Linked DNA regions of Mus musculus: region 2 is linked to region 1. Evidence: chromatin loops called from intact Hi-C (ENCODE). Cell type or tissue: left cerebral cortex. All regions are shown on one strand. Each heading gives the region's core, and the rest is flanking DNA. Links, peaks and the distances in the headings are about the cores only.

Region 1 (5,823 bases), core at 228-5,227:
TGTGGCCTTCCATCCTTACTGGGTCTCCCTTTGGATTCCCATCCTATCTCTGCCACCCTTAGTTCCAAGTTTGTCATTTGTGCTTTCTCTTACCGGAAAGAAGCTCCAGCAGGGCCTCTGTAGCCCAGATGATTGCAAAGTGGGTTCTGTTTCCAGTGTAAAGGCTTATGTGGGCACTTAACCTACTTCCTGTTTTAGACCCCAGCCCTCCAACCCCTAGAGCAATCCTGCTCATCCCCAAAAGCTGTCCTGCAGCCTTCTACTTCAAGCACAGTCCTGGGGAGGCTGTACAGACTCATGACTCAGCCACTATCTGGGCTGCCCTCAGAGCGGTGCTGCGGATGCTCTAGAGTCACTCAGTCTTAAAGCCACCTCCTAAGTCCCTTCCCACCCACGGAAGGCAAGATTGCAGGTGCCATCATCCCCTAAGGATGCTCCTCAAAGGCTACGCAGGTGACCATGGTCGGAAGGCAGGCTGGACTGCCAAGCCCACACTGGCCAGGGGTCTCAACGCCACAGGCTCAACTGTCTGCCCAAACCGACTTGCTGTTGCCTGAGGCCTGACTAAGCAGGGGAAAAATTTATTAAGAGAAACCTGGTGCTGAAGGGTGGGGGGCAGACAGGGGAGACAACGGCTGGGCCAGGGACGCCCGCGGCCACCGCTGGGCGACGAACAGAGGGTAGCTTTCGGTCAACGCGGCGTCCATTGCGAAGCGGCAGTCCCAGGACAGGGTGGAGGGCGGGCCTGGGCAAGGGGTCTCGACTGACTGGGCTAGGTATCACTCTGCCCGAGGGTAGGCTCAGACGGTCTCCGCGGAGCGGGGCCCCAGGGTCCTGGCGGCCCGCGCCCCTCACCGCGTTCTTCCTGGTCACCATTTTGTCCAGCCTCCGGGCGATACGAGCAATCTCTTCCTCCTTGCCCATCACTACCTCGGTGGCGGCGGGTTGTGCCGGTTGCGCCGCCCGGCCTGACCTCGGCCGCCGCCGCCGCCTAGATCCGCGGTCCAAACCTCCGCCTGGCGGCCGCGTGCGACAGAATTAAAAAAAAAAAAAAAAAAAAAGAGTCCCCGCCCCCGGGACCACAACTCCCAGACGACTGCGCGGCCTGCGGCCTGCGGCCTGATTGCCCGCTGGAAAAGGTAGTTCCGCAGGTATCTCCGCCGGACCACGGCCCCACGTGCCCACCGAATGCCAGGGGGAGGGAGGACCTAGAGGAGGGAGAAGGACAACCCTACTGCGCTCAGGTCTTTAATTCAACCCATCTGAGCAGCTTGCCCTGGCGGCCGGTCGCGCCTTCACTAGTGCACTTAGATCGCCTCCACTTCCGAGAGTCACTCAGCTCACTCCACACACTTCACTTGGTACCAAGCCGAGTTTGGGGGCTTTCTTGGCGCTGCGCAGGTGGCCGGGACTCTGAAACGGTTTCTCCGCAAGAATTCAGGCTTTAGCCAAGCAATGTAGGCTCATGCCTTTTTAATCCCTGCACTCGAGAGATAGAGAGTCAAGCAGATCCCTGTGAGTTCAAGGTCAGCCTGGTCTACAGAGCTAGTTCCAATACATTCAGGGTTACACAGAGAAACCCTGTCTCGGGGGTGGGGGGTGGGAGTGGGGAGAACTATTCAGGTTCTGAAGTCAACCTAACGGTATAAACCCCAAGTTCTGCACATTGTTGTACGTCTCAGTCTCCCAACCTGTGAAGTGACAATGACAGAGGCTGCGATCAGGAGCCTCCGATTCATATTTTACACTGAGAACAGGGCAGGGTACTGAGGCAATCCGCTACTGAGGCATTACCTCAGGAAGACCCTAACCACGTCCAGGAAAGGGAGAATGGTGCTCTGCTCTTCTTCTGTCCTATACATGGTGGCAGGTGTGCTGGTACTAAAAGTCAATCTGAATTTTTTTGTACCCAGGAGGCCAGAGTGCAAATGACATACACAAATGACCTAAGCTGACCGTTTTAATCAGTTATGACATCTTTACCATAAGAAAAAGGCATGGAACTTCTTGAAGGCAACAAAGCTTTTCCAGAGGTGCAGTGATGGCTGAACCCAGCTCTCTAGTTTCATACCACCTCTCATTCTGCCCTTTACTGAGAGCTGGGCCCTTGCTCTAAGCTAAACCCAACAACAACAACAAAAATTCTGGGAAAGGGAACCCTGTGTTTGAGTACTGAATTAATGCTTTCAGGACCCTACCACAAGACAGGCAGTAAGAGAACCACAGGACCTTCAGCCATGCTGTGTTTGGCTGATGACTTGACCCCATCAAGGGACTGCCTACTGAGTAGTCCCAGCTCTGACTGGTCCCAATGATGAGCAACAGCAGCCTGTAGGTGGCAGGAGCCACCCACAGATCTGCTCAAGAACAGGCTCTTTCCTGAGGAAAATCCAGTAGATCACCAGCAGGGGAGCTATGTCACAAGAAGCCAGATCAAAGGTGTGTTCAATCCTGAGGGGTCCTTACTTGTGGGGTTGGTACTCACCAGCCAGATATTTCCACATTGCAACCTTAGAAAATTCCAACTTTAGAAAGCGCAGTTGATAGTATTTTGTTTAGCATGTAGGAAGCCCTGGGTTCAATCCACCGTACTGCATACAAACCAGGCATCACAGGTACGTGCCTGTTCACTCAGCACTTGGGTGATAGAGACAGGAAGGCCAGAAGTTGAAGGTTATCCTCAGATATGTATATGAGAGACATGTTTCAGAAACAAAAAGTCCTGATCCCAGATCCTACAAGAGCTCCAAATCGAACCTTCTGGCCCTTGATCAGAAAAGTCACCTCCCACCCCAGATTCTCCCCCACCTCACCCCACCCCCATACACCTTGCTGACTTTCAGAGCTTTATCTTCAGTGGAACCTCCCCACCAAACATCTAGACCATAGATTCACCCAGGTGTTCGCTCCAGTGTGGTGTTGTCCTCTACCCTAGCCTTCTGAAGGTGGTGGAGGACACACCTGCCTGGGTTTGGAGATAAGAAGTTTCTTGGACAATGTGATACCAGGTGGGAAAGAAGGCTTCTGGGAGACAGCCTTACCTATCTATATTGTCCAATCTACTACTGGGGTCTTTTCCAAGTTCCCAGAACACCTAGATGAGGTATCCTAACAATTCACCAACGGCTTTTGCACCCAGCCTTCCTGGGGCGCACACTCCCAATATTTCTTAAGAGTCTGCCCCTGAAGTGGATCTCTGACTTCAAGAGTCCTCAGTGAGCAACATAGCCCTATCCTAGGGACCCTGGGATAGAGATATCCCAGCTTGAAGGTCTGAAAAGGACAGGCAATGATCTAATGAGATAGGATCATGGGACATCCCCAGGGTCTGCCCCACCAGGCCAACTGTACCTTTGACCCAAAGCTTGCCCTACCCCCTTCCTCAGTTCAGGAAACATCGGAAGCCCAAGCCATTTATTTTTCTATTTGTGATCCCTGCCCCCCATCTATGTCTGCCCAGAGCTGGCCCTGACCCCAGTGGTGGCCTGAATGCTTCCCCTCTGGCCAAGGCAGGGCGGTGGTGGGTGGGAAGACTCACACTGCCAAGCTCACACGGAGCCTAAGCTCCAGGAGGTCCTATATCCTTGTCACCATATGATAGTCCCTCCCCTGCATGCAGTTCTCAGGTCCTCTGCCCATCTTGGGGGTTGCAGATCTTCACCATAGGGCTCTGTGGATCTACAACCACAGCCAATCCCACTTTAGGCCCTCCTTGGACACTGGCTTCTGTGGTCAGACAAGGCAGGGACCAGTGACAGATAAAAGGGTCTCCAGTATTATGAGGTAGAAAGTGGAAGCTAGGCATGTGGATATTGGTTTTGTCTGTGTAGATGGATACGAGCTCTCTGAGCCTCAGTCTCCTAGACTACAGAATGGGAAGAGCCATAAGCTTATGGAAATGTCTGCTTGGAAAGTCCCCCACCAGCCCACAGCCTGGCCAGGACCCAGCTTCCTCCCCCAGAGGCAGTGTTAGGGAGGCAGGAGACATCCCCTAGAGGCCAGTGAGGCCTTAGCTGCAGGCTTGCTCTAACAATGTGCTTCCCTGACACAATTCCCAGAAATGCTGCCCCCCTCCCTTGCCAGCCCGCCAGCCTGGCGGCCACTCCACCCTCCTACCCTAAGGAGCCCCAGGCAGCCAGGAGGTCAGAGGCAATGGATGAAGCATAGAGGTCTGACTCAGAGGCAGCAAACCTGTGGAATTGTCCCGCCATCCTGCAAAGACCCGCCTGGACCAAGTCAGTCATAGTTAAGCCGCTGCAGAAGCAAAGCTATGCTGGACCTGTAGGATGCTAAGTCACTGAAAAGTATTCCCAGATCTCATTCAGAGGAGAAAGCAAGATCCTTCCAGGCTCCACCTGGCCTCTTGGCCCTCATGCTTAACCCCTGCCCTTCCATACATACACCTGCTCCCTTTTTTTCTTCAGTGGCTTTAAACAGTTCCCCATCGGTGTAGGTAGCATGCTACTTGGATGGTTTCCTCACGGTTCTTTCAGGTTTGAGCTCAAAAACCAGTCATGAAAAAATAGATACTGATATAGCCCTATTTTCATACCCAGTACTCTTGATATTGGCTTATTTGTGGATTTATTGATTTTTAACCTTTCTACTCCAGAATGGAAACATCTTACAGCAAGGATTGGAGTTGTTTGTTCTTTTCCAATTTCCTATCTCAGAAGACAGTCTGGTGCCAGCAGGGGGCTCAGTACCAAAATAATGAATTCTGTCTCTGAACAAAGGAGAGTGGAAGTCCCTAAACATGGCCAGCTGGGTCCCCACCAAAGCTACTTGTCAACAGTCAGGAAAAGAAAAGGGAGAAAAAAACAAAGACGAAAACAAAACATACGAAGCTGGGTGTGATACTACACCTACAATCCCACAACTCAGAAGGCAGAAGCCAGCCTGAGTTACACAGAAGAGTTCCAGAGCCATCTTGATTTGTTTTGTTTCTTTGTTTTTGTTTTTGAAACAAGGCCTCTACATAGTCCTGGCTAACTCACTTCATATACCAGGCAGGCAACCATGCCCAATCCAGTAAACATTTTTTTAAAAAAGAAGGAAAATACCCAGGCAGTGGTGGTGTATGCCTTTAATCCCAGCACTTGAAAGATAGAGGCAGGTGGATCTCTATGAGTTTCAGGCCAGCCTGATCTACAGAGCTAGTTCCAGGACAGCCAGAGGTATGCAGAGAAACCCTTTTTCGAAAAACCAAAGAAGAGGAGGAAAAGAAAAAGAAAGAGGAAGAAAAAGAAGAGAGGGAAGAGAGTGGGGAAGGAGAAAAAGGAGATAGATGTTTTTCTCTGCTTTAGTCTCCTTTTATCTTCATTTCCCAATCTGTCAAAGCAGGGAGGGGCCAGCCTAACTTGGCAGGGCATTCGGGATGGATACCTCGCTCCAGTAACCTAAGAGACCCGCGATTGCCTGCAGTTAGCCCACCTTATAGGCAAAGTACCACCAAGGGGACCGACACACTCTTGAGAACAAAGACAGCAACATCCACAGACCCAAGCCAGGCACCAAGGGGAGAAAAAAAGTAACTATTTATGTAAAGACCCGCAGTCCTGAGGTGTGGGGGCGGGGCCGTGGGTGAGGCCAACGGAATGGGCGAGAGTACCGGCCAGCAGGGGTTGGGGAAACTGGACAGAATGTCTGGCGCCTCCTCCGCCCAGTAGGTTCTCTCTGGCCCGAAGGCCAGCCTTCCTTCCTGAGCGGCTGTTTCCTGGCTCCGCCCTGTTGTCGCCACGGAAACCCATGAGTAGCCCAGCAGCCCAGCCAGGTTCCCATGGAGTCCCTGCAGAGCAGGAGCCCTGTGTTGCTGCAGAGACC
Region 2 (5,823 bases), core at 451-5,450, 79 kb after region 1:
AAGGTATAGCACACTCTTACTGTATACATCAAAGACTCAACTGCTTCTTACAGCCAACTCGCTTACGGATATTACTTCAGACACCAAGACACTGAGATTCAGACCCCTCAGTCATATCTTAGAGTGGTAGTCAGGCCTCATGAACCTACATATTTCGACACATACATACATACATGCATACCCACTTTGTCGGAAAGGCATTATGCCAAATTACCTAGTTGTGGCGGTGAAAGTTAACCTTGTTTTTGAGACAAGGTTTCGTTAAGTAATTCTAGCTGTCCTGAAACTCGCTGTGTAGCCCTGGCTGTTTTGTAATTCGCTATGTAGACGAGGCTGGTCTCTTAACTTAAAAACGAAGGCCTCTGCCCCTGCCCCATCCCATCCCACCCACCCCCCACAACAATGCTGGGGTTAGAGACGTGCGCCACTAGCTCCAGCCCCTGGTTTTTTGTTTTATTTTGAGACGCGGTCTCTCTAGCTCTAGTGGCTGCTAGTCCAGAATCGTTCTCAAATAGGCCAAGAGCGAGCTGTGTTCCAGGGCACCAGGCACCCTACCCGGGGCAAACTCCCCCCCACTGCCTTACCCCCTGCCCAGCCCGGGTACGTAGCCCAGCGGCGCAGGCATGCCCAGGAACGGCTTCTTCTTCTTGTTCATGGCGGTGTTATTGACCGAAACACAGAAAAGCAGGGGAGCAAGTATACGACAGAAGACTCAGAGTCCTCCGGGTGTCGCAGCAGTAAGAGATGCAGGCACTACGTCACCCGCGCACCGGAAGTAGAGAGCTGGGTCACGGAAAGCCCCGCCCACCTAGAGCTTCGGGCGGAAGTCAAAGATGTGGGTTTGCAAAGTGTTTCCGGCCAGCGCTGTGTGCAGTGTTTGTTGCGGGAAGACGCGCGTGCGCGTGACGGTATTCGGTATCGCGCCACAAGGACGTGGGTTCGATTTTCATGCCAGCCTTGACGCGGAGCCGGAACGCATTAGTCCTGTTCAGGAGCGTTCCGGTGCAAGCAAGGCTGCGAAGCCACTTAGTTCAACCACCATAACCACTTCAGACTAGCCTTACTGTACTGAACCGTATGCGGCCACCGACGGTCCAGACTACGCCATCAGATCCGGGACCACTCCAACCCCCGCGCGCCTTCTGAGGACAGATGTATAGTGCACTCAACAGTGTGTGGGCCAGCGTCACAAGCTTGGGAGTGATTGTGTGCCCAGTGGCTTGAGTGGACTCACACCACTCTACTTTGCACAGATATTTTCTGTGTGCAGCTCCTCCCGAAACACAATGCCAGTCCCACCTGTTGTGTAATAATAGCTTCAGGCCGTGAATTAGGCTGTACAGGGCATTAACCCCACGCTATAAAAAGTTGCTTAGCCTCGGCGATGTCTACCTGCAGAAGCAGTATGCCACCCCTGGGAAACAACCCTGCTCCGAGTTAAACCTCAAAAATAGCTGTAAACTCCTGGTAGCTACTCTGTGTGTATGTCCCAGCCCTTTTAGGTTAGGGGCCCTCAGTGTTTAAATAAAGCAGTCTCAGCCCGTTGAGACAGTCTGCCTCTCAGCCTCACTTGTCTTACACCTCCTACACATGGGGAGAGCACCAGACTCTAGGGCCGACAGGAAAAACTGCAAGTTGTGCAGCCTGGACTCTGCTGGATCAGACAACCAGGCCTCTACAGCCAATGCTTTTCAGTGAGGTACTAAAGCAGTCCTGGCTCCCTAGACAGGTTTTTAGGGAGGAGCAGGATTGAGTCTGTGAACACTGACCCACAGGGAACTGTGCCTGACAGAGGGGCTTCACAGAGATAGGAGTATTGCCTGAAGTTCAAAGCAAAGTGGTCCGTAAATGAGGGTCAGCAAATACTCCAGTAAAGAATGAGCTAGTAGCTGACTCAGACAGATACAGACACCAACAGCCAAGCAGTGGATTGAGCTTGAGGATTCTTATGGAAGAACAGGGGAAAGGATTGTGGGTCCTGAAGGGGATAGGAACTCCACAGGAAGACCAACAGAGTCAACTAACCTGGACCCTTGGAGCTCTCAGAGTCTGAACCGCCAACCAAGGAACATACACCGGCTGAACCTAGGTTTCCCCACTCATGCATGGCAGATATGTGGCTTGATGTGGGTCCTAAATAACTGAATCAAGGGCTATCTCTACGTGGAATATGTTCTGCTAGCTGGGCTGCCTTGTCTGGCCTCAGTGGGAGAAGCACCTAGCCTCACAGAGACTTGAAGAGTGTGTGTGTGTGTGTGTGTGTGTGTGTCCCAGGGGGGGCCCACCTGCCCAGAGGAGAAGGGGAGGGGGAAAGATTGAGGGAGGGGGTAATCAGGAGGGGGCAGTGAGCAGGATGTAAAGTGAATAACTAAAAAAAAATTAAATAATCTCAAATATATATATATATATATATATATATATATATATATATGGAACGAGTTAGTGGAAATAGAAATATAGCTCGGTGGTTAAGAGAATTTCTCATTCTTGCAGAGGACATGGGTTTACCCATGTTGCAGCTCACAACTGTCCATAACCCCAGTGTCAGGAAAACCGATATCCTCTTCTGGACACCAGGTATGTATGTAGTGCACAGGTATACACTCGGGCAAAACACTCATAAAATTAAAAAAAAAAAAAGGAATGGGCAAATTAGGACACACAGGTGTTTGGGAGAGAATGATGTGGCCCTTGGCCAGACTGAGTAGCTAAAAGCGCACAGGCATGATTATCCCCACCACCACCAGACCGAGGGGACCTCGCCTGCCAACTGCAAAGGCCCTCCAGCGGGTTGCAAGAGAGGCTGGTCCACGGAGTCCTACCCAGGTGCGCAAGGACGCCTTTCGCTCTGGCGGACATCCTAAGCATACGCAGCCCCGCGCGCCGCCGATACACCTCCGAGCTCCCGGAGCGCGCCTTGCGCCCAGGGCTGGGCGGCAGGTGCTTTGCCGCGCAGACTCCCCGGCCGCGGGGACCGGCTTGGGCTTGGCCGGCTGCGGCGGGTGGGAACGCGGTGTGCGTTGCCCACCGGCCACACTGGCTGCCTGGTGCTCCGCGAGGGGCGTGTGCCCGAGCCGCACATCCGCGGGCTCCATGTTCACCGAGCTGCGGTCCAAGCTGAGCCCCCCGCGAGCTCGCGCCGGGGCTGTGCGTCCGGGCTTCGGGGAGCGTCCGGATGTGGACGGTGAGCTGGGATGGACCCAGGCACAGGAATATCGTGAGCAGCGGGCTGAGAGCGGGAAGGGTACCGGGGCCCAAGGAGAGCACCGGGGCTAGACTCAAAGGGTTTCCGGGTGCGGCCGCTGCGGGGAGGAAGTCTTTTTACTAGAGTCCAAGGGCCTTTGTCCAGCGTTATGGGGCGGGAGGGCGGCGGTTATTCTCAGGCCTTGACTTGGAGTGGGGATGACTGGCAGAAGATTCTTCACAGAGATGACACCACCACACTCCTGTCACCCTTTACTTCACATAAAGAAAAACCCTCCCCAAGCCCTAAGGTTGGGGTTGGAGACAAGGCAGAGGCGTATAATTCTGAGGTTGAGGTTGGGAACGACAGACTCTGGCCCAGTACAGGGAGGAAATAGGCGGGGCCTGGGCGGCCTTGGCAGGTGCGGTTATAGCCAAGACGTCCGACTGGTTTCCCTCATGAGGAGCCTTCTAGCCCTAGACCAGGGAAGGCCTCAGACCACAGTGCCAATTCCTTGAACCTCGCTCCATTAGAATAAATCTTATGGTACTACAGGCTACCTCAGAATAGGGGCCACACACTTCTTAAGCCCACCTTCTTTCTTCTGTTGACTTGCAGGTACTACATAGAGTTATATACAGTACTTATGGATGCTTTCGGTGCATCAAGACATTGGTCATCCCCAGACTCATGTGATTACCATAAATGACCCTAAAACTAACTTAACAAGTGCAATGAATTAGTGGGAAAAGGATTGTGTTAACTGGTACATGCCTAGCTGGCACCCTATTCACACTTGTTGTCCTGGGGTAGGCCCTGCAGAAGCCACATAGAAAAGAAATCTGGCATGTGCCTGGCAAGTGCTTCTTGTCAGCTTTCCCATCATTCAAACTTTTTGTCAGTGAGTCATAGTTAGACACTATTAAAGACAAAGAAATGTGCACACCCTGGTCCTGTATGGTATTTAGAAGGCTTGCCTGTCAGCCCAAGCCAAGGGCAAAGCAAGTCAGGGCAGCCTTAGAGATGCTGCTCGCCTGGCCTGGCTATGGCGTGGATCATCCTCCAATCTCAGTACCCTTGGGGCCAGAGTGTGGGCTATCAGCTGATAAAGGGAAAGGCAAGACCAGCTTATCTTCAGAAAGTTCTCAAGACAACTCTTGGAAAAAAAAAAAAAAAGTTTTGGTCCCAGGGGCTCACGATTCCCCCTACAGGAGAAATTATTACTCCCCTCATTGGTAGAGAGAAGATTTAATTGTCAGGGAGCTGAGTCACAGGGGAGGAGCTTGCCCCTGACCACTCTGTATGCACATCCCTGCATACAGCCTCTGCCCATTTCAGCTTCTGCCAGACTCTCCTAGAACACACAGTATCAGCTGAGAACATACCCTGCCACCTGCCTCGGACACCAGGCACCAGCCTCACGTGGCATGACTCCCGCAGCCAGAGGGCATCCAGCAGCAGGCCAATCAAGCTCCTTCAACAGCCCGGCTCAGAGATCCCCCAGGTGCCTACCTATCCCACCTAAATCCTTGCCCTTGCTCTCAGTTTTATTATCTTCACTCAACTAACCCTACCTCCCCACCTGCAGGCCCGGCTCTACTCTGATCACTATGGTTTGTACCATACAAGCCCTTCACTGGGTGGCCTGACAAGGCCAGTGGTCTTGTGGAGCCAACAAGACGTTTGCAAGTGGCTCAAGAAGCATTGTCCTCACAACTACCTCGTCTACGTCGAGGCCTTCTCCCAGCATGCCATCACTGGTATAGTGGGGTCACTGGCTAGGGAGAAACAGAATGCTCAAGACGTAGTCAGCCTTGTCTTCTCCTGTATCCTCCTGAGTTCAGCCTTGTGTGTGTGTGCTGCTTCTCTGATTGGCCTCTTTTAATCAATCCTGTCTTTCTTTCTACCTTTCTTCCTTTAAGAATCTCTGAATCTCTGCTCTACTTTCTTGGTCATGTCTGTCTGTTTATTTGTTTGTTTTATCCTGATAGACTCCTATGCTTTGCTTCTGTTTGCCTCACTGCCTTCCCTTCTCTCTCCCTAGGCCGAGCTCTGCTTCGACTGAATGCAGATAAGCTGCAGAGAATGGGGTTGACCCAAGAGGCTCAGAGGCAGGAGGTGCTGCAGCAGGTACTCCACCTGCAGGTTCGTGAGGAGGGGCGGAGCCTGAAGCTGCTCAGCCAAGGTTAGTATCAGGGACCAGGATTAGGGGGAGGGACTAGGCTGAAGGTGGAGGGTGACTTTTCTCGACACAAAAGGGGGCCATCCAGTAAGGACCATCCTTGGGTGTGCCAAAACTCAGCTTTTCCTCCTATCCATCCTACAGCTTCCTTCGGAAACATGTCCTAGCTGCTGCCTATACTTGGACCCCAGACCCCAACACTGTGACCAGAGCCCACAGCCAAGAATGAGTCAGAATTGGCCCTACAGCCCCTTTGGATCCTGCAGGATACCCTAGTGGCTAAACCTAGCCCAGTGATCAGGGAGGAGCAAGACTTCCACCTCCAGGTGTCTCTGGAGAGGCACTACAGGTTCTGCCCTGTGGCTGGGTGGGTGGTTGTTGCCTGCTTATAGACCCTTCTTCTGAGATCCAAGCCCAGGTCCCATCCCCTGGTGCTGCTGGCAGCAAACAGGGTAGC

Evidence for each region. Hi-C counts contacts between places; a loop is a spot of excess contacts. Peaks named below come from ENCODE experiments on the same cell type or tissue, not always from the same donor. Only the 100,000 strongest peaks of a DNase experiment are listed, where the experiment ranks them.
Region 2: it touches region 1 in a loop (2.2-fold over the local background); 2 of 42 quality-filtered maps call a loop at or near these places.

Annotation. Positions count from the first base shown.
Region 1 is chr2:181,675,508-181,681,330 of GRCm38, reverse strand. It overlaps Tcea2 (transcription elongation factor A (SII), 2), which reads right to left and starts at 1,034. Exons shown (of 10, transcript NM_009326.3): 1 at 856-1,034. The coding sequence starts at 924. In left cerebral cortex, for the core only: CTCF peaks have their summits at 1,013, 2,374 (motif pointing right), 4,014 and 4,698 (motif pointing right); DNase peaks (open chromatin) are centred at 741, 1,194, 2,348, 3,953 and 1 more place; H3K4me3 peaks cover 1,450 bases; H3K27ac peaks cover 4,014 bases.
Region 2 is chr2:181,596,293-181,602,115 of GRCm38, reverse strand. Samd10 (sterile alpha motif domain containing 10) reads left to right here and starts at 2,889. Exons shown (of 5, transcript NM_172676.3): 1 at 2,889-3,184; 2 at 4,507-4,688; 3 at 4,773-4,944; 4 at 5,229-5,369; 5 at 5,511-5,823. The coding sequence starts at 3,094. The coding sequence ends at 5,533. It overlaps Prpf6 (pre-mRNA splicing factor 6), which reads right to left and starts at 797. Exons shown (of 21, transcript NM_133701.2): 1 at 585-797. The coding sequence starts at 655. In left cerebral cortex, for the core only: CTCF peaks have their summits at 735, 985, 2,859 and 4,395 (motif pointing left); DNase peaks (open chromatin) are centred at 1,575, 2,905, 3,495, 4,554 and 1 more place; H3K4me3 peaks cover 2,636 bases; H3K27ac peaks cover 2,781 bases.